Regions from separate parts of the Homo sapiens genome. Here region 1 is linked to region 2. Evidence: chromatin loops called from intact Hi-C (ENCODE). Cell type or tissue: Calu3. All regions are shown on one strand. Links, peaks and the distances in the headings refer to the core of each region. The heading gives the core; the rest is flanking DNA. Region 1 overlaps LINC00933 (long intergenic non-protein coding RNA 933). Region 2 overlaps ALPK3 (alpha kinase 3).

What was found. Hi-C counts contacts between places; a loop is a spot of excess contacts. Peaks named below come from ENCODE experiments on the same cell type or tissue, not always from the same donor. Only the 100,000 strongest peaks of a DNase experiment are listed, where the experiment ranks them.
Region 1: a loop joins it to region 2, with 6 times the contacts of the local background. A loop is called at or near these places in 3 of 110 quality-filtered maps.

Annotation. Positions count from the first base shown.
Region 1 is chr15:84,572,283-84,586,824 of GRCh38, forward strand. LINC00933 (long intergenic non-protein coding RNA 933) reads left to right here. Exons shown (of 4, transcript NR_038274.1): 2 at 1-62; 3 at 740-969; 4 at 5,666-7,899. Among named protein-coding and RNA genes, the nearest start is that of LINC00933, 8.9 kb to the left of the region's middle. In Calu3, for the core only: no CTCF peak of the experiment used is centred there; a DNase peak (open chromatin) is centred at 7,359.
Region 2 is chr15:84,840,379-84,856,362 of GRCh38, forward strand. ALPK3 (alpha kinase 3) reads left to right here. Exons shown (of 14, transcript NM_020778.5): 5 at 1-554. It also overlaps the pseudogene LOC124900361. Among named protein-coding and RNA genes, the nearest start is that of ALPK3, 31 kb to the left of the region's middle. RefSeq lists an enhancer at 385-878. In Calu3, for the core only: a CTCF peak has its summit at 5,372 (motif pointing right); a DNase peak (open chromatin) is centred at 5,383.

The DNA of each region.
Region 1 (14,542 bases), core at 4,057-12,056, 270 kb before region 2:
CAACTTGTGGAGAAATAAGAAATAATAGTGTTGAGACAAGAAACATAAAACCGCAGGGTAAGGTAGGAATCACTGAAGGTCAGGCAAAGGAACTGGCATCCAGTAATGAGTCAGGCTTTGACGGCCTCTGGCCCTACAGATGGCTCTTTGGAGAGGAAAAAATTAAGCCAGGCCTGAGGCCACAGATCCTAAGGGACTGCTGGCAGCTCTAGGCTGTCTATGGAAGAGAAGCAGAGGGTGGCACCTGGTTGAAAGAGGGAGCTGGGGGGCATGGCTTGAGCCCGCATTTACAGATAGAGTCCCCTGATTCCTGCAACTGGGGAAGAAGAGCATGCCTGGATCAGGGGACCTCAAATCAGAACTCTTCCCACCCACACCCCTTCTTTTCAGGGCATCTTTCACTGCAAACAACAGATAAACTAGTTAGAAAGCTCAGCAGATTCTCAGGATGGTGCCTAGCGGGCAGGGCCTAGCTACCCTTTGACAGTGACTGAGGGTGATGCCACAGGCCCGTAAGCACACATTGGAAAATCTTTACATCCATGGACACGCCATGCCCCACAGAGACAGCTGTGCAGGGTTCTTTAGGTTTGGGGTGCTCTGCTGGCAGTTGCCTTATAAATATATAGGATTAAAATGGGATGCCCTGGAGCTTAGCTAACCTTTACACCCCACTCTAAAAGGAACGGACTGCTAGTTTTGTCTGCTTTATAAAAGATGGATCTGTCATTGTTTTTAGAACTTTTGGAGAAAGATTTCTTGGGAGGAAGCTATCCTGAACGCTTAGAGACTTTTCTCATTTACTGGCACACCAGCTTTAGAGTCCTAGGTCTTCATCCTGGCTCAGCCACCCTCCAGCTGTGTGAACTTTGAGAAGTTGCTTGACTACACTGAGTCTCGTTGTCACTATGAGTGGAGGTTGCTACGTTGCTACTGTGTGGAGCACCTACCCCCAAGCACTCTTATAAGGTGATGGTGAAGATTAAATGAAATAATACGGCTCAAGGGGGAGGATCACTTGAAGCCAGGAGTTTGAGACTAGCCTGGGCAACAAAGCCAGACCTCATTTCTATGAAAATGTTTTTTGTTTTCTTTTGTTTTGCTTTTTGAGATGGAGTCTCGCTCTGTTGCCCAGGCTGGAGTGCAGTGGCATGATCTCAGCTCACTGCAAGCTCTGCCTCCTGGGTTCATGCCATTCTCCTGCGTCAGCCTCTGGAGTAGCTGGGACTACAGGCGCCCGCCACCACACCCAGCTAATTTTTTGCATTTTTAGTAGAAACGGGGTTTCACCATGTTAGCCAGGATGGTCTCGATATCCTCACCTTGTGATCCACCTGCCTCGGCCTCCCAAAGTGCTGGGATTACAGGCATGAGCCACCTGCCCGGCCCGAAAATGTTTTTTAAAAAATTAGCTGGACTTGATGGTTTATGCCTGTATTCCCAGCTACTCGGGAGGCTGAGGTGAGATCATTTGAGCCCAGGAGTTTGAGGCTGCAGTGAGCCATGATCACGCCACTGCACTCCAGCTCAGGCAACAGAGAGAGACCCTATCTCAAATCAATGAATAAGTAAGTAAATAAATAAATAAATGAAATAATGCACACAATTACTACACTAGTACATGATCAGGCACATGATAAATGCTCAATAAATGGTAGCCCCAATAAGCTTTGTAATGTTTTGGGAAAGGGTGTCCTTTGGACTCAGCCCAGTGACAGAAGCATTTGAAAAGACTGATTTGTATGATGGCTATTTCCTCCAGGTACAAACCTGTACCTCCAGGGACCCAGGGCATTGGCTCAGTGGGGCACCTTGTTCTATTTTCTCTTGTTTTGGGCAGCACTGATTGCCCTAGGGCTAATCAGGACTGCCACCCCAGACTCCATTGCCAAGAGTATCCCCCTCCCCAAGCTAGCCATGGGAAAGCCACTTGCATCCTAAGACTACTGGAAATTAAAGGGAATAAAAAGCACAATTTAGTCGCTCACTCTCCAGCTGATGGGAAATAGGTTTTTGCTATTTTGAACAGAGCTGTTAGGAACATTCCTTGTCCACATCCCCTGTTTTATATTGTTTTATATAGGCAAGAATTTCTTTTGGATGTAGAGTAGAATTGCTGAGCTGGGAGGAGTATGAATATTCAGCCTTATGAGATGGAGCCAAATTGTTTTCCAAAGTGGTTATACCAGTGTATACTCCCAGCAGCAGTTCTTAAGAGATCTCAGGATCTCTATCTTCTGGTGATGTCACAACATACAAAAAGAATGAATGCCAGCTATAAACAACAATAAGGATGAATCTTAGCAATATAATATTAAGTGAAAAAAAACAAGTTCCAGAAGGATGCATACAGCATCCTCTATATAGCTTGGAAAAGAAAATGTGGGCATGGTGGCTCATGCCTGTAATCCCAGCACTTTGGGAGGCCAAGGCAGGAGGATTGCTTTAGGCCAGGAATTCAAGACCAGCCTAGGCAACATAGCAAAACTCTGTCTCTACAAAAACTAGAAAAATTAACTGGGTGTGGTGGTGCAGGCTTGTAGTCCCAGCTACTCATGAGGCTGAGGTGGGAGGATCTCTTGAGTCTAGGTGATCAAGGTTACAGTGAGCCATTACTGCACCACTGCACTCAGAGACAGTAAGTAACTTGTCTAAGGTGGCCTCATTAGAAGTTAGCTGCGGCCAGGCGCAGTGGCTCACACCTGTAATCCCAGCACTTTGGAAGGCTGAGGCGGGCGGATCATGAGGTCAGGAGATCGAGACCATCCTGGCTAACACAGTGAAACCCCATCTCTACTGAAAATACAAAAAAAAATTAGCCGGGCATGGTGGCAGGCGCCTGTAGTCCCAGCTACTTGGGAGGCTGAGGCAGGAGAATGGCGTGAACCCGGGAGGCAGAGCTTGCAATGAGCCAAGATCGGGCCACTGCACTCCAGCCTGGGCAACACAGTGAGACTCCATCTCAAAAAAAAAAAAGAAGAAGTTAGCTGTGGTGGCTGGGTGCAGTGGCTCATGCCTATAATCCCAAAACTCAGGGAGGCCAAGGCAGGAGGATCACCTAAGATCAGGAATGTGAGACCAGCCAGGCCAACATGGTGAAACCCTGTCTTTACTAAAAATACAAACATTAGCCAGGTGTGGTGGTGGATACCTGTAATCCCAGCTACTCTGGAGGCTGAGGCAAGAGAATAGCTTGAACCCAAGAGGCAGACATTGCAGTGAGCTGAGACTGCACCACTGCACTCCAGCCTGGATGACAGAGCAAGACTCCATCTCAAAAAAAAAAAAAAAAAAAGATTCAAAAGCGTTAGAAACCAAATAAATGTAATGAAAACAATCAGATTTTCTGCTTAAAGACCAGCGAAGAGGACAAATGGGAGGGGGAAACTGGAGCTCTGCCCCTGTTGGTGGGAGTATAAACTGAACCAATTTTTCTGCAGGATAATTTGAAAATTTATATTAAAAACCCTAAAACTGTTGTACGTTATTTTCCTCCAGAAATTCTACTTCTATGAATTAAATCCAAAAATGCTTGCTCTAATCCACTAAAAATATACATATAAGAAAATTTATTTCTGGGGTGGCAATGATTAAGTTAATATACATCGAGCTATTAAAAATGATGATGCTAAGGATAGATTTACTGCCATAGAAATATGCCTAAAACATAGTGACAAAAGACTATATAATGATTCTACTTTTTAAAATGTGTATATGCATAAAAAAGTATAAAAAGCAACAAGGCAGAATGTTTTGAGTGGCAAAATTAAAGACTTTTCTTCATATTTTGTCTTCCAAATTATTAGAAAAAGAATATGATTTTCTTTATAATCAGGGAGAAGTATTATTTTCATTTATTTCTATTTAAATTTATTTTCTTTTCCTTATTTTTTCTCATCTATGTATCACATATAGTCTAGAAAGCTTGAATCCCTGCCTCTTGAGATAAATCAGCCCATTTCTTTCTCTATAAATTTGCCTTTTTTGGACATTTCAAATCAATGGAATTATACAATATGTGGTCTCGTGTCTGGCTTTTTTACTTAGCTAATGTTTTTGAGGTTGGTCCATGACATATTGTAGCAGGATGAGCTGCAGACAAAACTCCTCAGACACCAGGTTAAAAAAGGAAGGAGCTTTATTCAGCTGGGAGCTTCTGCAGACTTGCATCTCAAAAGCCAAGCTCCCCAAGTAAGCAATGACTGTCCCTTTTAAGGGCTTACAACTCTAAGGGGGTCTGTGTGAGAGGGTCGTGATCAATTGAGGAAGCAGGGGGTATGTGACTGGGGGCTGCATGCACCAGTAATTGGAATGGAACAGAACAGGACAGGGATTTTCACAATGCTTTTCCATACAATGTCTGGAATCTATAGATAACACAAGCAGTTAGGTCAGGGGTTGATTTTTAACTACCAGGCCCCCAATTTTTTTTTTTGAGATGGAGTCTCACTCTGTTGCCCAGGCTGGAATGCAGTGGTGGGATCTCAGCTCACTGCAAGCTCCGCCTTCCAGGTTCATGCCATTCTTTTGCCTCAGCCTTCTGAGTAGCTGGGACTACAGGTGCCTGCCACCACGCCCAGCTAATTTTTTGTATTTTTAGTAGAGTCGGGGTTTCACCGTGTTAGCCAAGGTAGTCTTGATCTCCTGACCTTGTGATCTGCCCACCTCAGCCTCCCGAAGTGCTGGGATTACAGGCATGAGCTACCACACCCGGCTGATATTGAAATTAACGTTTTGCTTTCTTCTTGCATCTATTTTTCACTTCTCTGACATTTTGATGGATAAAGTTTCATTTGGAAGGATTTTTATTTCAAAATAGAAATAGCATATAACATGAGAATGGGAACTCTGAAAGGTTCAACTTTCTAGTCATTAGTTTCCTAAGATTGTCATGAAAGCCACATATAGTCAATCATGATTGGCCTGTATTAAAAGTGAGATAACATCATGTACAACTTAAGCACTGTACTTTCTATCAGATATAGAAAAATAGGTGGTGTGTTTGGAAAAGTATTGGGCTAGGAGTCAGGAAGCTTGACTGTTAGTCCCAACCCTCCTTCTTCAGCTGAGCACCCCTAGGCAATAATTCAGCAGCTATTTCTTAAATACCTAATGAGTTTCAGGCTTTGTAGTTGGGCTGGGAATAAAGATATAGATATTGCTTTCATGATTCTCCAAGGCTCCCCTCCTCACCCCAACTCACAGTGAGCTTTCTTATGCATTGTGTAAATTTGTCTCCTAACAGGTCCCAACTCTCTCTCCAACCTGCTTCCCAGGGAAGTTGTGAGGATCAAATGAGAGAGAATATGTATGAAAGCAAATTCTAAATGATTTTAAAATGCAATAAAATATGACCTATGGAAAATTATTTAAAGATCCTTAGAATTTTAAATAAACAGTACATTAACCTGAGTTCTCTATGGTTTTTATTTTAAATAGATATGAAAGTTTTACAATGAACCACTGATATGGTTGAAAAACTTAGCTTGATTATTCTCCAAGAAAATGATACAGTGGTTTGTCTGGTGAATTTTCTAAAATTGCCAGCCAAATAAAACCAAAACCTCTTTTGAGTTGAGTGACTGGATCAGTCAAAGGAACATTGACTGTGTAATGGAGAAATGTTTTCTGTGTTCACTGACAGCTTGCCGTTGTTTGATTCCAGCTGCAGCATATCATGAGTGATGAGATCTGTGTACAGGTGACTGACCTTTACCTGGCAGAAAATAATAATGGGGCCACCGGAGGCCAGCCGAACACACAGAACTCAAGAAGCCTCCTGGAGTCAACGTATCCACAGAAAGCCAAGCAGCTAATGTCAGATGAGAAATGCTTTAAGGTGAGAGTTGCTCATGTAGTCAAAGACCTTGCTGGTGACAATGTAAGTTGTTAGGATTCTCTGAATCGGAAGTTATAGCCAGGGTACTTTGACCCCGTGATTCTACTCCTGGAACTTTTTAGAGTTCCTAATGAGTTCACCAGAGAAATACAAAGTGGAAGTAACCATCTTCCTGGACAATCTATTTTGTTTCTTTCTTGCCTTAAAAAAAAAAAACTAGTTATATATGATTTTTACAATTTTGTATTCTTCTTTTTCCCTGAACATTTTTCATAATATGCTTTGTATCTCTTATTGTTAAAAAAAAAAGTTGGTACATGAAACCCATGGTCGTGGTCATTATAGAAAAAAAAGTAGGCCTGGCACACTTGGCTCACACTTGTAATCCCAGCACTCTGGCAGGCCGAGATGGGTAGATCGCTTGAGACCAGCTTGGGCAATGCAGCAAAACCCCATCTTTGCAAAAAATACAAGAATACAAAAATTAGCCAGGTGTGGTGGCATGCGCCTCTAGTCCCAGCTACTCAGGAGACAGAGGTGGGAGAATTGCTTAAGCCTGGGAGGTCAAGGTTGCAGTGAGCCCTGATCATATCACTATGTTCCAGCCTGGGTGACAGAGTAAGACCCTATCTCAAAAAAACAAAACAAAACAAAAAATGCAGATAACCAAAAAAAGTCACCTTAGAATTCTTTCCTGAAATTACCATTGATGACATTTCTAGACTTTCCTGTGCTTGAGTATATATTTTGAAAGAGTTTATACTGGACAAATGGTCTTTCACTTTATTTATTTATTTATTTATTTAGAGACAGGGTCAGGCTCTGTTGCACAGGCTGGAGTGCAGTGGTATGATCCTGGCTCACTGCAACCGTGCCTCCTGGGTTCAAGTGATCATCGTGCCTCAGCCACCCTAGTAGTTGGAATTACATGGGCCACCACACTGGCTAATTTTTGTATTTTTAGCAGAGATGTGTGTCAGATCCCAGGGTCCAGGTCCAGCCCATGGTGAAGTCTGAGGGGAGTGGGTGGGTGAGCAGAAAGAACAATCGGGGGGCCATAGGCAGGTGAAAGATAGTTTTATTCAGCGGCAGCTCTCATTAACAGCTTTCTTACACTAGCTCTCTTATTAGCAGCTTACTCTTCCACTGTTCGCCTGTCTCAGCAGCTTGAGCCAGCTGCCCCTACACATAGCTGCGCAGCCAGCTCTCTCTTGCCTTCAGGGTCAGCAGCTTAACTCCTTCTCTCTCTGGGCATGAGCAAGCCCAGCTGTGTCCTGGCTCCCTCCCATCTGCCTGCAAGATGGACAGCTTTGGCTCTCTCTTTCTCTGGGTGCCAGTGTGCTCATCATGTCAAGCCATGTTAAGCCAAACTGAGCCAAGCCCCGAAGAGCCATGTCTCTTATGCACGGCATCAACAGGGCAGTTATACCTTTTACAGACAATAGTGGCATAAAGCCAGGAATGAACTTACACAAACAGGTTATATTACAAGTGGAGCTGTGTGCTTGCACGCCAAACTCGTGAGTCACACAGGCCTAGATATCCACCTCGGCCTATTCCTTGACCAAAGCACATCTATGTACCTTACTATGTGGTTTTGTATGTTGGCCAGGCTGGTCTCAAACTCCTGAACTCAAGTGATCTGCCCGCTTCAGCCCCCAAGTGCTGGGATTACAGGTGTGAGCCACTGCATCTGACCGGAAAGGATGTATTTTTGCTCAATTAGCAACACTTCTGGGTCTTTAATGTCTTTTCTATGGCTATTTGATATTCACTTTATAGAGAATTAATGCCTGTATTGTTGGACATTTAAGTTGTTTCCAAGTTTTCACCATTATAACTGTATTTGTGTGTATATATTATATTCTTGCCAGGCTGTAAGCTTTACTAGCAGAGAGGAAATTTTAAAGCTTTAAAAGAACGCTGAGCTAGATCTAGCTTCTGGCTCTGTGTGTTTATTGACCAGTGGTGTGCCTTGAGAAACCAGAACTCTCTGAATTTCAGTTTTGTCTCTGTGTAAATGAAGAAGGTTGTAATAAAAAAAATCTCAAGTTTCCTTCCAGGCTCTGATCTTCTCCATGTGATTCTGATAGTTACCTCCTCTGCAGAAAGCCATTAGGGTAACGGCACTGAGAATCTCAGGGTTCTGAAAGGGGAGATCCATGTGCCATCACCATTGATAGTTGTTTTTTGCAAAACATGTTTTGCTTGCCTCTATTGGTGTGTTGCTTTTAAGTACGGATTTTTTATTTTTATCACCAGGCAGCCCCTGCAACATTTTTGGCAAAAAAATCATTCTCCCATAGCAGATTGTGCTTGTGACTTTGGGCCATGATGAGGCCATAGTCTGGTGTCAATGTGGGGCAGCAATAATGACACACCTCATCCTGCTGTAAGGCCTTGTTGGAGGCTCTTTGCCTAGTCTCCAGGCAAGGGGCAGCTGCCCTTCTCTTAGCAAGGAAAGAGGGCTACTTCTTTTAGCCCAGAGCATTCCGTGGAAACTGGAGGCTCAAAGTTCTCAGATGTATCCACTTAAGTTTCCCCATACCAGCTATCAGGATCCTATTCCTCTCGTCTTGTCTCCTCCCCTCCCCTCACTTCCCCTCCCTTCCCCTCCCCTCCCCTTTATTTTCTTTTCTCTTTTTCTTTTTCTCTCTTCCTTTCTCTCTTTCTTTCTTTTTGTGATGGGATCTCATTCTGTCGCCCAGGCTGCAGTGCAGTGACGTGATCTCAGTTCACTGCAATCTGTGCCTCCTGGGCTCAGGCGATCCTCCCACCTCAGTCTCCTGGGTAGCTGGGACACAGGCAGACGCTACAACATCTGGCTAATTTTTGTATTTTTTATAGAGATGGGGTTTCACCATGTTGCCCAGGCTGGTCTCAAACTCCCGGGCTCAAGTGATCCTCCTGCCTCAGCCTCCCAAAGTGCTGGGATTACAGGTATGAGCCACTGCACTTAGCTCTCCTTTTCCTTAAGTAATTCTAAATAAAAACAAGACTAAATCATAAAATAAAATGTGTGTTTTTGGGGAAATGACACAAAACTTCCATGACACCTGACATTAAAATAGTTTATTTCTCGATTTCCTGCTGTGTGCATGTGTGTGTGTGCACCCTTGTCATTGGTTGACGCCCTATGTGTGTACTTGCTATAGCTACTGGGTCAATCTGCACAATGTCTGACTCCACAGTTTCCAGCAAACAAAAACTCTATATGGCCTAATTTTCAAGCAGTTGAGATTGAAGCAGCAGTCTCCTTCTGAATTTAATTTGAATTAAACTGCCAGGCCGTACTTGTGTGGGAAACTGACAATTTTCAGCAAGAAATTTCCAGGTGAGGCCTGTCACCCTCCAGTGTAACTCTAGGGCCTGCATGGCAGGGAGACTGGCTTTGGCTGGAGGCTGGGTCAAAAGGCCTCTCCTGGAATGGCACATTCCCATCCCAGGGAGGGAGCTCTGTTGGGAGCAAGAGATGGACCAAGAAGACCCATCCATTAGGAAAGTGGCCCTTGGTCTGTGCAATTTTAATAGAGTGGGGAGCTTGGTGCAATAACCACTTCTGATGGGGAAACTAGTTGGAGACATGGGCATTCATTGTCTTTCCCATGTGTGCCCCACTGGGGCCCAAACTTGAGGGGTGAAAAGTTCCAGGAGACAGATCAAGAGTGGTGTACATGTCACAACTGCCCAGGCTGGGCTCCTCCCACCACCCATCGGTCCTGCCCTCTGGAACCCCGGGCAGGCGGGCAGGAACGCTTTTTGTGGTCTGGGCTTCTGGCCAGGATGTCTATGGCTTCCTAACACCCATGTGGGGCAGCCTAGTGTAAAGATCCTGAAAGTAGGAGAACAGCAATTGATCAAGTGAACCCAAGATATGACTAAAACTCTCTGATGGCAAAGCCTTTGATGCTGAAGAGTCTGGCCCATAGAAAGATGGCCTTGAGCATGGCACCTCTGACCAAATCCCTTACTCTGACCTACTGAGCATATGGACCCAGCCCTGCTCACAGTCAGGGCTGAAGGAAGACCTCATGGAGTTTATGTGATAACTGCACTTCCCGTGTGCCTGTTACAGCTGATTCCACCCACACTGTCCTCTGCCCTGGCCAGCCCAGCCCTGCCATGCCCTGCCATTGCAGTCAGGGCTCTTTGGGTGTGAGTGACAGAAAATTCACTCGAGTTGGCTTAGGCAAGAAGGGAAGTTCATTGCTCAGTAAGTTAGCCACGGGCAGGGCAGGGAACAGCTGGGCCTCAGGAATACCTGGACTCAGAGTCACCAGCACTGTCAAGATTTGCAGGCTCCTTCCCTTGTCTCTGTCTCCACCTCAGTCCGCAGATCAGTTTTGTGCTCTCAGAGCAACTTTCTTCACAAGGTTGGAATCAGGCTGTTGGCAGCATGAGGCTTCCATCTTCCTGGCTTTGCCCCTAAGAAAGGATGGGGCTCCTCTCCATTAGTTCCTATTCAGAAAATTCCAGAAGAAAGTTACTGCTTGGTCTGGTCTGGATTGGCTGGGTAGCTGGGACACTAGAACTGCCAAGCCCTCTAGTGTCATGTGGTTGAAGTAGGGCGGGGAGATGTATTAGTCAGTTCAGGGTGCCATGCCACAATACCACAGACTGGGTGGCTTAAGCCACAAACATTTATTTCTCACAGTTCTAGAGGCTGGGAAATCCAAGACCAAAGTGCCAGCAAGGTAGGTTTCATTCTGTGGCCTCTCCTCTTGACCTGTAGGTGGCTGCCATATTGTATGCTTACATGACCTCTTCTTTGTATTTGTGAGGAGAGAGAGAGTGAGTGAACTCTCTGGTGTCTCATCTTATAAGGACACTAATCCTACTGAATCAGGGCCCCACCCTTAGGACCTCATTTAACCTTAATGACTTCCTGAGATGCCTCATCTCCAAATGCAGCCACAGAGAGGGTTAGGGCTGGATTTGGAAGAGACAGAGACATTCAGTCCATGATGGAAAGAAAAACTATTCATGAAAAAACGGGTGCAGTAGCCAGAAAAGGGGAGACAAAACTACAGATGGTCTCCCCATTTCCCCCAATACACAATACACACACACACACACCCCTGCCTTTGCCCCTTCCCCACAAGGCCACTCCCCACCCCGTGATTATTTACCTCCCTCCTGTCCTGCTCTCTGGAGCTGCCCCTTCCCCTAAGTTGTCCTGTGGCTCACTGAATGCTGCATGCAGGTAGGTGCATGTAAATGCAGCCCGGAACTGGGGGCCTCCTGGACCATGTGTGTCCTGAGCCCCACCATGGGACTGGGCAGGAAGTGGGTCTTACCCATGTCTCCTGTCCTCAGGCAGAGCCTAGCCCTGGGACATGAGCTCAGTGGGTGCTGCAGCTTTGTTGGATTCACCTCAGGCGCCCTTTCCCCATCCACTTATAAGGTACCCAGGGCCTTGATACCTCTGTCCTTGGAAGAAAAGAATGAGATTACCCAGCTCACATGAACCTGCTGGTGGCTTTCCACAATAGAAGGATATAATTTTCCAGTTCAAAGAGTCTACCGAGTGACTAGCATAGTGAATGAAGAAAGACCTACAACAAGGCACATCATTGGGAAATTCCAGAAAAGCAAGGATAGAGAGAAAATCCTAAAATCTTATAGAGAGAAAAGAGGTCATATATAAAGAGCCAAGACTCAGCATGACACTGACTTCTTCCCAACAACACTGGGAACTAGAAAATAATAGAGCAATATTTCCCAATGTGAGGAGAAGTTATGTTTAAATTAGAGCATTATTTCCAGCCAAACTATTAATCAGGAGTTGGAGTAGAACAATGACATTTTAAAATATGTGGGGTCGGAAACTTGGCTTCCATTCACTCTGTCTCAGGAAGCCACTGGAAGATGTGCTGCAACACGGTGAGAGGATAAACCAAGGAAAAAGAAGATCTGGGGCCAGGGAACAGGAGATGCACACAGAAGAGGCAGCAGGAAATTCACACGATGGTGCAGAGACATGCCAGGATGCCAGCTGTGCCATGGGCTGAGAGCCGAGTCCAGTTTGGAGCAGAAGGATGGAGTTCAAGGGAGAGAGAGAAGCCTCCAGGAAAATAATGGGGCTGATAGAGTATCCAGTGTATCTTAGTTTTTGGATAATTATCACTAGGCATTTGATAGATTGGTTGAAGCATCTGAAAAAATTGGTAGGTAATTGGTAAAAAATAAAAATAAAAATAAAGAAAAACATAAACAAATGAAGGGAAAAAGTCTACAGCAATTATTAACTCTGGGGGAATAAAGGAAAGAAATGAAACAATTTCAGTGTGGAACTTGGGTTAGGGAACAATATTTACATAGCTATAAGAATGTAAATGCTTTTGATTTCATAAAATTGTGATCCAGTCAAATTGGTGTAATGGAGGCAAGGAAAGTAAGACCTCATAAGGAAGGTAAGCCCTATACTGTGCTATGCCAGGAATTGACAGATACTGAAGAAAACAAATCAAGAAATAGCAACATAAACATTCTTTAGAAATACAATGATAGTCCGGGCATTTTGGCTCACACCTGTAATCCCAGCATTTTGGGAGGCCAAGGTGGGCGGATCACCTGAGGTCGGGAGTTCAAGGCCAGCCTGACCATGGAAAAAACCCATCTCTACTAAAAATACAAAATTAGCCAGGTGTAGTGGTGCATGCCTGTAATCCCAGCTACTCAGGAGACTGAGGCAGGAGAATCGCTTGAACCTGGGAGGTGGAGGTTGTGGTGAGTGGAAATCACACCATTGCACTCCAGCCTGGGCAACAAGAGCAAATCTCCATCTCAAAAAAAAAAAAAAAAAAAAAAAAAAAGATAAATACCAGAGGAAGTAGCAAAATCAGCTTAAAGAGATGGCCTCTGGGAATTAGAACTCAAAGGCAAGAAAGGAAAGGGAAGAGTAAATGGTTTTTGATATAAGCCTTTTATTATCATTTTGTTCTTTTTTCTTCTTTTCTTGTTTTACTGAGGATTTCTTGATCCAGATACCATTTTGTTCTTAACTCTGTGTATCTAGTACTTTGATCAGAATTAAATATAATGTTATTAGTTCTGGAGACCTGTTGTACAGCATGATGACTATAGTTAATAATAACGTATGCTTGAAAATTGCTAAGAAAGTAGATTTTTCGCTTTTATTATTATTTTTTTCTTTTTTTTTTTGAGACGGAGTCTCGCTCTGTCACCCAGGCTGGCGTGCAGTGGTACAATTTCGGCTCACTGCAACCTCCGCCTCCCGGGTTCAAGCAAGTCTCTGCCTCAGCCTCCCAAGTAGCTGGGATTACAGGCATCTGCCAGCAGGCCTGGCCAATTTTTGTATTTTTAGTAGAGACGGGTTTTCACCATTTTGGCCAGGCTGGTCCTGAATTCCTGACCTCATGATCCACCTGCCTCAGCCTCCCAAAGTGCTGGCATTATAGGTGTGAGCCACCACGCCCGGCTATTTTTATTTTATTTACTATTTTTTTTGACACGGAGTCTCACTTTTTCACACAGGCTAGAGTGCAGTGGCACGATCTCAGCTCACTGCAACCTCTGCCTCCTGGGTTCAAGTGATTCTCCTGCCTCAGCCTCCTGAGTAGCTGGGACTACAGGCCCATGCCACCACACCTGGCTAATTTTTGGTATTTTTAGTAGAGACGGGGTTTCACCATGTTAGCTGGGATGGTCTCCATCTCCTGACCTTGTGATCCACCCGCCTCAGCCTCCCAAAGTGCTGAGATTACAGGAATGAGCCGCTGTGCCCAGCCTGCTTTTATTATTTTTAATCAACACATAGTTGTATATATTTATGGGGTATAATATTTTATACATGTATACAATGTGTAATGATCAAATCGTAATTAGCATCTCCACCACCTCAAACATTTATCATTTCTTTGTTCTGGTAGCATTCAAAATCCACTCTTCTAGCTATTCAAAACTATATAATAAATTGTCATTAATTACAGTCACCCTATAGTGCTAAAGACACTAGAACTATTCTTCCTATCTAGCTGTACTCTTTGTTTTTGTTTTTGTTTTTGTTTGTCCCCCAGACAGGGTCTCATTCTGTCCCTAAGGCTGGAATGCAGTGATGCAGTCACAACTCACTGTAGCCTTAACCTCTTGGACCCAAGTGATCCTTCCACCGCAGCTGCCCAAGTAGCTGGGACCACAGGCGTGCACCACCATGCCTGGCTAATTTTTAAATTTTTTGTAGAGAGTGGATCTCCCTATGTTGCCCAGCCTGGTCTCAAACTCCTGGCTCAAGTGAGCCTCCCAAAGTGCTAGGATTACAGGCGTGAGCCACTGCACTCAGCCATGTACTCATGTATCTGTTAACCTGTTAGCCAACCCTTGGTTACCCCCTCCCCCTTACTCTTCCTCACCTCTAGTAAACACTATTCTAAGCAAAGAGATCTTAAATGTTCTTACCACAAAAATAATAATAAAAGTATGTGAGGTGATTAAAATGTTAATTAACTTGATTTAATCATTTCACAATGTATGCATATATCAAAACATCACACTGAACGCTGTAAATGTACACAATTTTTATTTGCCAAATATACTTTAATAAAGATGGGGGAAGAATTGAATATGATGTTAAAACAAAAACAATAGCAAAACCTAAAGAAAATTAATAAGCTAGTTCAGACCAGCCTTTTACAGATGAGGTCACTGAAGTGCAGAGAGCTGAACTGACTTGTCTGATCTTAC
Region 2 (15,984 bases), core at 1,760-9,759:
AGACCCAGCCCAGAGGCAGGGCTGCACGGGGGCCTGGGTCCTCTGGCACAGATAGTACCAGGAAGCCAGCCTCTGCTGTGGGCACTCCAGACAAGGCCCAGAAGGCCCCTGGCCCAGGCCCAGGCCAGGAAGTGTATTTCTCCTTGAAGGACATGTACCTGGAGAACACCCAGGCAGTCAGGCCTCTTGGGGAAGAGGGACCCCAGACCCTGAGTGTCCGGGCGCCTGGGGAGAGTCCCAAGGGGAAGGCACCCCTCAGGGCTAGAAGCGAGGGGGTGCCTGGCGCTCCTGGCCAGCCCACACACTCCTTGACCCCCCAGCCGACTAGGCCTTTCAACAGAAAGAGATTTGCCCCTCCAAAGCCCAAAGGAGAGGCCACCACTGACAGCAAGCCCATTTCTTCTCTGAGTCAAGCTCCAGAATGCGGGGCCCAGAGCTTAGGAAAGGCCCCACCTCAGGCCTCTGTGCAGGTGCCGACGCCCCCTGCCCGGCGGAGACATGGCACCCGGGACAGCACGTTGCAGGGGCAAGCAGGCCACAGGACTCCAGGAGAGGTAAGTGTGGGTGTTGGGTGCCTGGAGGCCGCTCTGGGAAGCTGACCTCATGGAAACTCTTGCTGCAACTGCTGGGCAGCCAGTGAGCAGTGGGCTATTTATAGAAAGGGGTGGGGAGGGACTGGAGTGCCAGCTACAGGGACCACAGGCATGCCCTTTGCCCCAGCCAGTTTCCAGATGCCAGGCATGTGGGCAGCACAGCCTGACTGTGACCCTCTTCTGGGAGTGTAGGAGTTCACAGCCAAGGGGACTGTGCCCCGGAGGGAGATGGAAGAAGATAATGTTCTCTGGGGTGGGAAAGGGGGCCAGTGGAGAGCTTTCTGTGGGCTTTGCTGAGGCAACAGTGTTTCATGGGGGAGACGGAGGAGCAGGTGTGCGCTGTAGTGTACAGCAGGTGGCAACTTGGCTACTCATTCGATTTTTAACAAAGCTGAATGTCCAGGAAATGCTGGTTAAATCTGGGTTTATCTAAGGTTCTGGAGTCAGGCATACCTATATGCAAATCTGACTGCCTTAACATGGCGTGATCTAGAGCAAGTTGTAAAACTGGAAGAATAATCATAACAATACCTACTTCGTAGGGCTGTTGTAAGAATCTGGTGCCCTCTAAGAACTAAGTAAGTGGCAGTTGGGATCAGATATGACTATGGTGGGAAACAGAGGCAAAGTGTTTTTACTTGGTAACAGGAGTGCCATCATCTTCTAGGGAACAGGTAGCTGACAGAGAAAAGATTATGTTTTGTGTGGAGACAGGGGTAGTGGAGTGTCCACTCCCCAAAGAGGCAGATGGGTGGCAGCGTTAAGGAGCTTGAGGGGTGGGATTGAGAGGGCAGGAAGGAAACAATTCGTCCCTTTTGGTTATTTCTTTATGTTTCAGGGGCTTGGGGGGCATTATTTCACAGTGGTTTTGGGAGACAGAGTGTTTTATAGTGGGACAGAAAGAAGACAGTGTTTCTTATGAGTGGCAGAAGGAAAAGTATTTCAAGAGTGGGGCTGGGGTGGATAAAATAGATAGAACATATTTACACTGAGACAAATACTGGTTATTTATTTGAAGTCCCAATTTAACTGGGTGTCGGTATTTCTTTCTTTCTTTGGTTTGTTTATTTGTTTGTTTGTTTTTTGAGATGGAGTTGCCCAGGCTGGAGTGCAGTACAGTGGTGCGATCTCAGCTCACTGCAGCCTCCGGCTCCCGGGTTCAAGCAGTTCTTGTGTCTCAGCCTCCAAAGTAGTTGGAATTACAGGTGTGAGGCACCATGCTCAGCTAATTTTTGTATTTTTAGTAGAGACAGGGTTTTGCTGTGTTGACCAGGCTGATCTTGAACTCTTGACCTCAAGTGATCTGTCCACCTCAGCCTCCCAAAATGTTGGGATTACAGGCGTGAGCCGCCGTGCCCAGCCCAGTATTTCTTTTTGCTAAATCTGATAACCTTAAGTGGAGACATCCTCTGGTTTTGGTGAGAACTAAGATGAGACTGTTTCTTAGGATAGAGGAAGCAGTTATAGATCGGGAATGGCTTCATGGGGGAACAGGAGGAAAGCAGTGTTTCCCAGGGGTAGGGACAGAGGACAGGTGGTTTCTCGGAGCAGTGAAGGGAAGCACATGAGGGACAAGCTGATACAGCACCTGGCAGAGGGCAAAGGGGAAAGGATGCTTTGTGGAGAACAGGAGGGGCTTTCCCATGGAGAGAACTTTCATGGTGGGAAGGAGGGAAAGACTAGTTTTAAGGGTGACCATGGGAAATGGTTTTATTTCATGGGTGCTAAGGTTAGACTGTAGGAACAGTAGTTCAGAGGGCTTTGGAGTGGAACAAACCTCAAGGACCTAAAACCAGACTTTCTGGAACCTGTTCCTGACTCTTGTCCCCCTCATGCCTGGTCTCCTGTAGTTTTGGCCACTGGAATGGTAAGTTCACAGTGGCCCGGGGAAGGCTTTGTGGGGCTGCTGCACATGCCTGACAGCCCACAGGCTGGACAGCAGGGACTTTTGGAAGAGATGGCTCTCATAGGCCCTCATAGCTCATTTAGGAAGGGACCAGGCTGGTGGCCAAGTGAGTGTGCAAATCTGGCTTCTCTGCCTAAATGGTGAGGAACCCAATACCAGATGGTGGCATCCTCCTGGTAGGGCCAGAGGAGGAAGTACCAGCCCCCTCTTCCTTGCCTCCCAAAGGTAGGAGGAGGGGCTCAGGCAGTGTGGTACCTGAGAAGTTGTCTGTGTTGGTTCCACTGCTCCAACAAAAACCTCATGGTTAGGCTGGGTACAGTGGCTCATGCCTGTAATCCCAGCACTTTGGAAGGCCGAAGCAGGTGGCTCACTTGAGGTTAGGAGTTTGAGACCAGCTTGGCCAACATGGTGAAACCCCATCTTTACTAAAAATACAAAAAATTAGCCGGGTGTGGTGGCACGTGCCTGTAATTCTGACCACTTGGGTGGCTGAGGCAGGAGAATTGCTAGAACCTGGGAGGTGGAGGTTGCAGTGAGCAATAGTTTAGATAGTCTCATGAGACTAAGGAGACAAAAATTAGAGCCCATGGTCTCAAGAGTGGGAGCCCTTGTAAGCCCCCTGGGTTTTGGGTTGGGACTCTGAAGGTTTGTACCCTAGGAGAAAGGGGAATCAAGTAAATTAGTCTCACGGTATTGAGTTACTGACGAGCTCCAAGTTACATGGATAACTAAGAAATATCTCAATCCCTGAAATTAGAATTAGGTGGTTCAAGATACCTAGTGCCCTCAGGCACCTGGCAGAAGCAAACAAAAATCATATCTGGAGGATGACAGCATCATCTTAAGCCTGAAATTATTTTTAAAAAGTATTTCAAATATAATATTCAGCATGAAATGAAGATAAGTCCACAGAAGATAGAAATTGGCCCACAGGTTGCCGGGCACAGTGGCTCACGCTTGTAATCGCAGTACTTTAGGAGGCTGAGGTGGGCAGATCACTTGAAGCCAGGAGTTCAAGACCAGCCTGGCCAATGTGGTGAAACCCTGTCTCTACTAAAAATATAAGAATTAGGCCAGGCATGGTGGCTCATGCCTGTAATCCCAGCACTTTGGGAAGCTAAGGTGGGTGGATAACAAGCTCAGGAGTTCAAGACCAGCGTGGCCAAGATGGTGAAACCCTGTCTCTACTAACAATACAAAAATTACCTGGGCGTGGTGGCGGATGCCTGTAATCCCAGCTATTCGGGAGGCTGAGGCAGATAATTGCTTGAACCTGGGAGGCGGAGGTTGTGGTGAGCTGAGATTGCACCACTGCACTCCAGCCTGGGTGACAGAGTGAGGCTCCATCTCAAAAAAACCCAAAAAAACAAAAAACAAAAATTAGCCAGGTGTGGTGGTGCATGCCTGTAATTTCAACTACTTGGGAGGCTGAGGCACGAGAATCACTTAAACCTGGGAAGCAGAGGTTGCAGTGAACTGAGATTGTGCTACTGCACTCCAGCCTCGGTGACAGAGTGAGATTCTGTCTCAAAAAACAAAAGAAAAGAAAGAAATTGGCCCACAGGTTTCCAACTTTTGGAATTATTAGACATGAATTATAAAATTAAAATTAGTTTACCTCCTTCATATATCGAAGGAGATAAGAAGACAAGATTGCAAATTTCACCAAATACCTAGAAACTATAAAAAGTGGAAAAGGCCGAGCGCAGTGGTTCACGCCTGTAATCCCAGCACTTTGGGAGGCTGAGGCAGATGGATCACCTGAGGTCAGGAGTTCGAGACTAGCCTGGCCAACATGGTGAAACCCCATCTCTACTAAAAATACAAAACTTAGCTGGGTGTGGTGATGCACATCTGTAATCCCAGCTACTCAGTAGGCTGAGGCAGGAGAATCGCTTGAACCCGAGAGGTGGAGGTTGCAGTGAGCTAGGATCACGCCACCGCGCTCCAGCCTGGGCAACAGAGCGAGACTCCGTCTCAAAAAAAAAAAGGTGGAAAAGACTTGAAAATGAACCAACTAGAATTCCAGAGCTGAAAAATACAATAACTAATATTATTTATTCTGGTTATGGCAGTTTTATTTCTGGATAAGATGGAGTAAATACACTTGATTCTGTATCTCCCACTGAATGCAGCCTAAAATTTAGGCAAAATGTATAATACACCTACTTGACAACTTTGAAAAGCAAATAGTCGCAGACAGATTGGGGATGAAGACCAGAACTCAAAGTACCACTGAACCTACGGTGTTTACTTTTTTTTTTTTTCCCTTCTGGCATTTCCTGGCCTGGTCTTAATGCTGTTTGAAACCCAGATGTAAACATTAACTTGGGCAGAGAGAGTTCCAGAAGCCCTCTAGATCAGCCTTCAGGAATGGAAAAGAGATTTCTTGGCAGTGACAGTGGTAGCAACAGAGGCCACAGGTGCCTAAAACTTTGAGAGAAGAGAATCTTCCCCTCTATTCAGAGGAGCTGTGATCCTAAGAGTGGGACAAGTCCCTGTTCCTTTTTTTTTCTCCTGGGTCTCTTCCTTGGTCCAGATCACAGGCTCATGTGTGAAACAATGTGGCAGAGAGGGGTAAAGGAAGCTCCAGCTATTTGGCCAGAAGACTGAAAAAGGGGGCCCTATGGGGGAAACCGTGGAAAGGGAAAAGCTTGGGAAAATGACCTCTGAGAATCATTAATGACCTCTGGGTTTATAAACTCTTTATAAATTTCTGGGCTCATCCCCAGATTGTTCCTGCATGGATCTGATTCTGAAGAGCATATAAAAAACTTTGAGAATGAAATACTTGGGAGAATAAAAAACTTCGAGAATAAAAACACTAATGAACCATCATGTAAGTCCCACACTGGCCACTGGGTGGCACACACACAGGGCAGATCCAAATAGCACTGCAGGCCGGGTGTGGTGGCTCATGCCTGTAATCCCAGCACTTTGGGAAGCCGAAGCAGGCAGATCACTTGAGGTCAGGAGTTCGAGACCAGCGTGGCCAAAATAGTGAAACACTTTCTCTACTAAAAATAGAAAAAATTAGCCAGGCATAGTGGCACATGCCTGTAGTCCCACCTACTCGGGAGGCTGAGGTGGGAGAATTGCTTGAACCCGGGAACCTGGGAGGCAGAGGTTGCAGTGAGCTGAGATCATGCCATTGCACTCCAGCCTGGGTGACAGAGTAAAGCTTCGTCTCAAAAATAAAACAACAACAATAAAAAAACCCCAAACAGCATTGGAAATGCTTGGAAAATGGAACCGAGATTGAAACTATAACCTCAGAGGCCTGAATGGAATTTGTAGCCTGAACACAACTAGGTAGATTGCCTTCCAAGACAAAGATGTTAATACTCTCCATAAGATTTAAACAAGAATCAGAGTCTTGTAATATTTAAAATGTCCAAATACAATAAAAGTTACATGGCATATGAAAAATCATGAAAATCTCCACTTGCATGGAAAGACAATCAAAGAGTGCCAATGCCACAGTGACACAGATGTTAGAATCATCTGACTTTAAAATCATCTGACTTTACTATAAAAATGTGGCAAGTAAGGGTGAATACTCTGGAAACAAATGGAAAGATAGAAAGTCTCAGCAAAGAGGTAAAAGACTAGGCTGGGGAACATGGCAAAACCCTGTCTTTACAAAAAATACAAAAAAGTTAGCTGGGCATAGTGGTGTGTGTCTGTAGTCTGAGCTATTTGCAGGGCTGAGGTGGGAAGAACACTTGAACCCAGGATGTTGAGGGTGCAGTGAGCTGAGATCACGCCACTGAACTCCAGCCTGGACAAAGGGAGACCCTGTCTCAAAACAAACAAACAAACAAACAAAAAGAGGTAAAAGATATGAAGAACCAAATATCAATTTTATTCATTTTTTATTTTTTATTTTTTTGAGACAGAGTTTTGCACTTGTTGCCCAGGCTGGATTGCCTGGCACGCTGCAGTGGCATGATCTCGGTTCACTGCAACCTTCACCTCCTGGGTTCAAGAGATTCTCCTGCCTCAGCCTCCTGAGGGAGTAGCTGGGATTACAGACGTGTGCCGCTACACTTGGCTAATTTTGTATTTTTAGTACAGGGGTTTCACTGTGTTGGCCAGCCTGGTCTTGAACTCCTGACCTCAGGTGATCCACTCACCTCAGCCCCAAATATCAATTTTAGAATTGAAATTTACAATAACTGAATAAAAAGACTTACTGGTTGAGCCCAACAACAGAGTGATAGGTGACAGGGAGAAGACAGTGAACTTGAAGTTAAAGCAATAGAAATTATTCAATCTGAACACATACGCCCATACACGCACAGAGAGAGAGGAAGGGAGGGAGAAACGGGGAGAGAGAGAGAGAGAGAGAGAGAGAGAGAGAGAGAGAGAGGAATCAGAAAAATCAATGAACAGAGCCTCAGAGACTTGGAGTGCTGTATCAAAAAGTCTAACATTTGTGTCACTGGATAATCAGAAGGAGAAAGAGAAAGACAGTGATGCAGAAAAAAATATCTGAAGGAATAATGGCTGAAAACTTTCAAAATTTGGCAAAAGTCAAGAAGTTCAGCAAACCCTAAACAGGAAAAGCCCATAGAATTCCACATCCAGAAACCTCATAGCCAAACTGTTGGAAAGTAAAGACAATGAAAAACTCTTGGAAGTAGCCAGAGAAACATAATACATTATTTATAGGGAAGCAATGATTTGAATGACTATAGATTTCTCATCAGAAACAATGGAGGCCAAAAGGAAGTGGAACAACATTTTTTTTTAATGCTAAAAAAAAGAACTTTCAACCTATAATTCTACATTTAGCAAAAATATCTTTAAGTATTGAAAGTGAAATAAAGACATTCTCAGATAATGGAAAAAACAAGACACTACATTGTCAGCAGACCTGTTCTAGAAGAATTGCTAGGCTGGGAGCTGTGGCTCACGCCTGTAATCCCAGCACTGTGGGAGGCTGAGGCAGGTGGATCACCTGAGGTCATGAGTTCGAGACCAGCCTGACCAACATGGTGAAACCTTGTCTCTACTAAAAATACAAAAAAAATTAGCCAGGGGTGGTGGGGGGCACCTGTAATCCCAGCTACTGGGGAGGCTGAGGCAAGAGAATCACTTGAACCTAGGAGGCAGAGGTTGTGGTGAACTGAGATTGCACCACTGTACTCCAGCCTGGGTGACAAAGCCAGACTTGATCTCAAAAAAAAAAAAATAAAAAGAAAAAGAATTGCTAAAGTAAATTTTTCATAGAGAAAGGAAATAATACCAGAAGGAAACTTGAAACATCAAGAATGAAAGAAGGGCAATGGAAATGGTAAATATCCTGGTAAATATAATAGATTATTTCATCTTGATTTCTTTAAAATATGTTTGAAGGTAAAAAGTAAAAAAAAAAAATTACATTGCTGGAGTTTTTTTAATGTATGCAAATATAATATATAAGACAAATACAACATAAAGGGGCATAGGGTAAAGAGACCTATATGATGGTGAGATTACTGTATGGCACTTGAAGTGGTAAAATATTGACTCTAAGTAGACTGTGGAGAGTTAAGTATGTATATTGTAAGCCCTAGAGCAACAACAGAAATACTATACAAAGAGATATAGTAAAAATCACACTACGTAAGTTAAAGTGGAATACTAAAAGATGTTCTAATCTAAAAGGAGGCAAGAATAGGGAAACACAGGAAGGAAAAACAGGAAACAAATAGAAAACAAATAGTAAAATTATTGAGTAAAATCTAAACCTATAAATAATTATATTAACTATAAATGGTCTGAGCATATCAATTAAATGACAGATTGTGAGACAGGACCAGAAAAACTTTCCCAACTTGATGCTGTCAATAAGAAATCCATTTCAAATATAGTGATATAGGTCAGTTACAAGTAAAATAATAGAAAAATATATACCATGCAAACACTAATCAGATGAAAGCTGGAATGGCAATATTAATATCAGACAGAGTAGATTTCTGAGGAAAGAAAATTACTGGCTGGGTGCAGTGGCTCACACCTGTAATCCCAGCACTTTGGGAGGACAAGGCAGGCAGATCACCTGAGGTCGGGAGTTCGAGACCAGCCTGACCAACATGGAGAAAACCCATCTCTACTAAAAATACAAAAATTAGCCAGGCATGGTGGTGCATGCCTGTAATCCCAGCTACTTGGGAGGCTGAAGCAGGAGAATCACTTGAACCCGGGAGGTGGAGGTTGCGTTGAGTCGAGATCACGCCATTGCACTCCAGCCTGGGCAACAAGAGTAAAACTCTGTCTCAAAAAAAAAAAATTACTAAGAGAAAAATAGTGAACTATCTAGTGATAAAAGGGTCAATTCAAGAAGACATAACAATAAAAAATGTGTATGCACCTAACAACATACCTTCAAAATACATGAAGCAAAACCTGACAGAACTGAAAGTAGAAATATACAGAAAACAATAATTATAGTTGGAGACTTTAACACTCCTCTCTCTCAGTAATCAATAGAACTAGTAGACAGAAAATCAGTAAGGATATAAAAGAACTGAACAGCACCAGCAACCAACTATCTAATAGACATATATAGAATACTCTGTGTAACAACAGAATACTCATTCTTTTCAAGTGCATATAAAATATTCACCAAAATAGATTATATCCTGGACCATAATATAAATCTTAACAAATGTGAAGTAATTGAAATAATACAAAGTATGTACTCTGACCAAAATGAAATTAAACTAGAAATCAATGACAGAAAGATAATAGAAAAATTTCTAAACACTTTTAAATTAAAGAACATACTTTTATGGGCCAAGGAAGAAGTCCTAAGGCCAATTAGAAAACATTTTAAATTGAATGAAAGTGAAAATACAACATACCAAAATGTTGGATGCTGCTAAATCAGTGCCTTGAAGAAAATGTATAGCATTAAAATGTTTATATTAGAAAAGAAAAAGGATCTGAAATATCAATAACCTAAGTTCCCACCTTAGAAAACTAGAAAAAGAAGAGAAAAATAAATCCAAAGCAAACAGATAGAAAAGAACAGAAAATAATGAAACCAAAAACAGGAAAATTATGGAGAAAATAAACCCAAAGCTAGTTATTTGAAAAGATCAATAATATCAATAAACTTCTGGCAAGACTTAGAAAAAAAAAAAAAAGAAGACACAAAATACAAGTATTAAGAATGAAAGAGGGGATATCACTACAGACCCTGTAAGGATTGACAGGGTGAAAAAAAAAAAAGACTACTATGAAAAACTGCACATAAATTTAACAACTTAGATGAAATAGAGCAGTTATTTAAAAATTATAAACTACCAAAACTTATGCAAAAATGACTGCCCTGCCCCATCCCTGTTAAGGTCCTGGTTTTGTCCCTTGCTCTTCCAAACCAGCATTCCAGGGCCATGCCCCCTTAGAGGGTTATAAACCATACTATTTTTCATTCAGTTGTTCATTCCTGTGAACCCCTTATGTGTTTGGTACTGTGAAGAATGCAAAGGTGAATAAAACTTTTTATTTTTATTTTTATGTTTTTATTTTAAGAGACAGGGTCTTACTCTATTGCCCAGGCTGGAGTGCAAGTGTCATAATCATAGCTTACTGCAGCCTCGAACTCCTGGGCTCAAGCAATTCTCCCACCTCAGCCTCCAGAGTAGCTAGGACTACAGGCATATGCCACCACACCTGGCTAAATATTTTGTTTTTTTTTTGTAGAGACAGGGTCTTGCTGTGTTGCCAGGCTGGTTTTGAACTTTGGGCCTCAAGCAATTCTCCTACAATGGCTTCCCAAAGCACTGGGATTCTAGACATGAGCAACCATATCTGGCCATACACTGAGTCCTTAATATCTGAGAATTTATGAGGGAAGAGGGAAAAAGACAGCATGGCAAATTAAACCTCCTAATATCCCTTGTAGTAAAAAAGCTTACATAGAGCCAACTAGGTTCATTCTGCTCACACCATTTTTATTTTTAAGAAACATATGACATTCCTTCTCATATCTTTACACAGTTCCAGATATACACACACACACACACACACACACACACACACACACCCTCTGTCATAATGTTTAGTTAGAGGGGTCAGCCCTTGTAGAAGTGTACAGAGAATATTCAGTCATCCACCATGTATTTATTGATTTCCAACTCCCAGGCCTGTACTGGGCCCTCTTCAAAGGGGAAGAATTCACAGATTAGCAGATGACATATGCATGAAATAAATACCACACAGAATGGGGGTATAATGATGGAATTAGTAAATTTGCTATGGGGGCCACTAACTTTTTTGGGGTAGAGGAGGGAACTCAGGAAGTCTTTAAAGAAGAAAAGAAACTTGAGTGAGGTCTTCAAGGATGAGAAGGAGTCCTTCAGGTGGTCAAGGAGTAGGTGAGAATGTCTGGTACAGAAAAAAGTACATAAAAGAGTTACTAAATAGCACAGTTGTCAGTACAGTTAAGTTAGTGTTGGGCGGAGGGACCCAAGAGATGAACCTGGAGAAACAGATCTGGGATTCTTGCTGAGGGACGGGCCTCACTGATCACACAAGGGTTGATTTCCTTATATATTTTCATTTTTAATTGTATTTTTGTTAACTGTATGTCACATGCACAAGGTATAAAATTCAAAAAGTACAAAAGATACATAGAGAATATTAAGTCTCCCCACTTCCCTATCCCCACTGCTCAGGTCCTCTCCCTGAAGGCAGTTACCAAAGCAGGTTCTTTGGGCATCCTTCCAGAGCTATTTTCTTTACATTTGAAAATACGTGTGTGTGTGTCTGTGTATTTTCCACACAAAGGTTGCATATTATACTTTCTATCCTTTACCTTGCTTTTTTATTTGGATGTTTGTTTTATTTATTTGGAATATGGATATACCATAATTCATTGGATCAATCCTGTATTGTTGGAATTTAGGTGATTTCTAGTCTATTGCAATTTAAACAGTGCTGCAGTATATATCCTTGTATATAAGTCCATCTGCACATGAAAGTATACCTGTACGATTAATTCCTAGGAATGGAATTTTTGGGTTAAAGAGTATAAATATTTTTAGTTTTAATAGATAATGCCAAATTGCCGTCTGTAGAGGCTGTGCGATGCCTGTAACCCTGGCCAAGAGAGTACAGCAGTCCCCCTTATCCACAGAAGATACTTTCCCAGATCCCCAGCGGATGCCTGACACTGCAGATAGTACCAAACCCTATATATATTGTGTTTTGTCCTATACATACACACCTATTATGAAGTTTAGTTTATAAATTAGGCACCGTAAGAGATTAACAACAATAATCATAAAATAGAACAACTATAGTAATATGCCAGTATCACTACTCTTGTGCTTTGGGGCCATTTATTAAGTAAAATAATGGTTACTTGCACGCAAGCCCTGAGATACCAGGACAGTTGATCTGGTAACCAAGACAGCTACTTAATGGGTAACGGGCAACCTAGTGTATACCTGGTGGCTATGCTGCACGAAGGGCTGTTTCACATCCCAGGTGGGGTGGCATGAGATTTTATCATGCTGCTCAGAACAGTGCAAAGTTTACAATTTGTTTTTTCTTTTTACTTTGGTTAATCTTTAAAACTCTCCCATGGCAACAATCATAGATTACTATGTCATATAACACCTATGTCTTATATCTCCCCAGGAAAACATACCACCATCGAGTGCCATGGCATCCTAGAGAGAACTTCCATCTTTGCTCACAGCGTTAAGAGCTCTTGGTTTTGCAGCCTCTTTGAAATGACCTATAAAATTTATCAATTGTTTATTTCTGGAATTTTTCATTTAATATTTTCAGACCAAGATTGGCCACAGTTAACTGAAACCACGGAAAGCGAAACCGTGAATAAGAAGGGGCTACTGTGTGATTAAACTTTTTGCTCTTTGAAGCTAGGTCTTTTAGGCTTTATCCTGTCAGTGATGATAAGCCATTGAAAGGTTTTTTAAGAGGGGAGTGTTTCAGTCAGGTTTGTGTTTTGGAAAGGTCATTTGGGCTGCAGTGAGGAAAAGAGTTTAGCAGAGGCAAAGACTAGAGTCATGGATACCAATTAGGAGGCTTTACAGTAGTCCAGGCAAGACAGAATTGTTGGCAGATCCGATTAGGCAGTTGGCAGTGGAGATGAAGGAAATGGATATTGAGATAATGAAGAAGTAGTTTCAATAGAACTGAGGGATTGATCTGGCTGAGAGTGCGTTAGGAGTGAAGGTAGCTTTAATCAAGAAGTTCTAGTTCCGTGAGTCTTGTGAACAGCAACAGTCTTGTATGCACAGTCTGCACCTTCTTTGTAGATTTATAGATCTTATGTCTTTATTAACATTTTCTAATCCTAGAATATCAAAAGATAAAAAAGAGGCTCTAATATATTACTAATTGCTGTTTCTTGGCACCAAGGCAGTTTTGTCTGTTAATATCCGGTTGTCAGAGAAGTTGGAAGAGCATTTTTATTAAGATTCTTCAGTTAGGCCGGGTGCAGTGACTCATGCCTATAATTCCAGCACTTCTGGAGGCCGAGGTGGGTAGATCATTTGAGGCCAGGAGTTCAAGACCAGCCTGGCCAACATAGTGAAACCCCATCTCTACTAAAAAATACAAAAATTAGCTGGGCGTGGTGGCACATGCCTGTAATCCCAGCTACTCGGGAGGCTAAGGCAGGAGAATTGCTTGAACCTGAGAGGTAGAGGTTCCAGTCAGCCAAGATCATGCCAGTGCGCTCCAGCCTGGGTGACAGAGCGAGACTCCGTCTCAAAAGAAAAAAAAAAGATTCTTCAGTCAGCCTGTAGTCCCAGCTATTTGGGAGGCTGAGGTGGGAGGATCACTTGAGCCCAATAGGTTGAGGCTATGATCTTGCCTATAAATAGCCACTGCATGCCAGTCTGGGCAAGATGGCAAGAACCTGTCTCAAAAAAAAAAAAAATCCTTCAGTCAGACTTATTCCTGATATTCGCCAAACTCTAATGTTTCCCACATCGATAACATTCATTCAAAATTCTGAATTTAGGCTGGGTGCAGTAGCTCACACCTATAATCCTAGCTCTTTAGGAGGCTGAGGTGGGAGCATTGCTTGAGGCCAGGAGTTTGAGACTACCCTGGCCAACATGGCAAGACCCCATCTCTAATTTTAAAATATAAAATAAATTTAAAAATTTAAAATTTGAAAAACAGAAAATTCCTAATTTAGTAAAGTAACTTTAAATTCTACACTTAATTTACATATATTTTAATTATGTATATTTAAAAGTCTTTCATTTTGTGATCTTATTCCTTTGATTTTGTGTGTGGTTCTGATATTTAAAAATATTTATATGTTATAATTTCAGTTTTATATAATACCATTAATTATTTCATCTGTTCACTCAGTTTCTACTAATTTTTAATGATGAAAAATGATACAGTGTTTTCACTTCTTCTCTGCATTTTCTTCATTCATCTTTTTTTGAGCCAGAGTTTCACTCTTGTTGCCCAAGCTGGAGTCCACTGGCACGATCTTGGCTCACTGCAACCTCCGCCCCCGGGTTCAAGCGATTCTCTTGCCTCAGCCTCAGAGTAGCTAAGATTACAGATGCGCACCACCACGCCTGGCTAATTTTTTGTATTTTTAGTAGAAATGGGGTTTTACTATGTTAGCCAGAGTGGTCTCAAACTCCTGACCTCAGATGATCTGCCTGCCTCGGCCTCCCAAAGTGCTGAGATTACAGGTTTGAGCCACTGTGCCTGGCCTTCATTCATTTTCTATCTCATATTGGCCTAAAGTTTGATTTCTAAGTGATTATCTTTATTTAGGTAAATATCCTCTATTTCTGTTACTTGGTTTTTCAGCTTTGAGTAATGTCTTTGGTGCCTGGCTCTTACAGGTGACACAGTCAAGGAAGTTTCTTCCCCTTTCCACTTTCGTGCTGGCTGTGTTGTTTCTGTATCGTCAGGGCATAGAACATTGACATTCTGATTTGCCATTCTAAACCCCACTTGATTTTAGTCTTGCTTCTACAGTTATATGTTAATATGCATTAATATATATGTTAATGTAAGTGAAATATGTTCAGTGCTTACCGTCAGCTCTTTTGCTGTTGTTTTCTCAATCATCTTTTGGTTGACTACATTTGTTCCCTGGTGATTTCCTCAAGCAGGGCTTGTGGGAACAATATTCCTTTAGTCTTTGTATGCTAAAACACAATGTTCTCGGCTTAGCAATTTTCCGGAGGTTTCTTCAGGAGTGTAGCTGCCAGCGTTTTCTGAGATCTGCCTCCATTCCATCTCCTCTCCTTGTCTGCTCTGCTCATCTGCCGTGTCTTCGGCCAGTTTCCACCCAGGCCTCCATGACCCTGCAGCTCTTGTTGCACGTGGACTTACGGGTTTATAACCTTGGGGTGACCTTTGTCTACAGTAGCCGTGATTTTGCCGGCGTCTTGAGACCTGCTGAACAGCTCCACTCTCCTCCCGCTGAGCTGTGGCCCTGTTTATTTCCCCATATCACTTTGCTCCTCCTCAGCTTCCCAGTGTCTGCATCTGTTGGCTTTTGGCAGCTGTTATCCTTTTGTTTGTTTTTTGAGACTGTAGGTTTTATTTGCCTCCAGTTTCACTAACAAAGGAGTTTGCTTTGTTTATTTCATGTTTACTTTGTTGGTTTTGATGATATCTTGGAGGAAAAAAGGGAAATCACTGTTGTACGCCACCATGTTTGACAGGAAGTCCTTTAAAAGTAGGTGGCGTTATGGTATAACAACAAAGAGCATGGGATTTGGAGTGAGATACACCCGGCTGCGAATCTGAACTCTGCCACTTACTGACTACCTGACGGTGGACAGATCACATGCCTTCTTGTCATTGTTATCTCTAGAATGGGGCTGATTCTCCTAAGTATTCATACTGTATGAGGAGTAAGTGGGGTAATATCATATACAGGGGCCTAGCATAGTGCTTTGCAAGTAGATGTTCAAAAGGGTAACATTATAATGTTTCATTAATTTCCTGGCATAGATGCCATTCAGAATTACTTTAATCCTCTCTGCTTGGATGGCATCCATTATTATCACTCACTCAATGTTACTGGTGGATGCTGTCACTGAGGCCATTATTGGGACACCCTTTGGCACTCTCTCACTTCACCCATAATTCTATCCAAGGCAATTAGTGCCACAGGAGAAGGACTGCTCTGGGAGCCCTGGGGAGAGGACAGTCTCCTTCATATGGTAGGGGTGAGGGGTGGAATAACCCATGAGCAAGGTCTTTCAGGAAAGGCAGGATTTCTTCAGGAAGAGGTGGAAAGGGCCAGAGCTGGGTCTGGGTGCTAGATATTCCCCAGTCCAGATTCTGAGATCAGAGATTAGGGTGAGTGGGCATGGATGGGGCTTTGGGCATTTGTCACATGTCTTTGCCTCCCAACTTCCAGCAGGCCTGAGAAACCAGGAGGCAAGATTCCCATCAGAGCAGTTGTAGATGAGGTCCGAGGAGACTGGGATGCCAGACTGGAAAGAGATCTGAATGTCCATGTAGTTA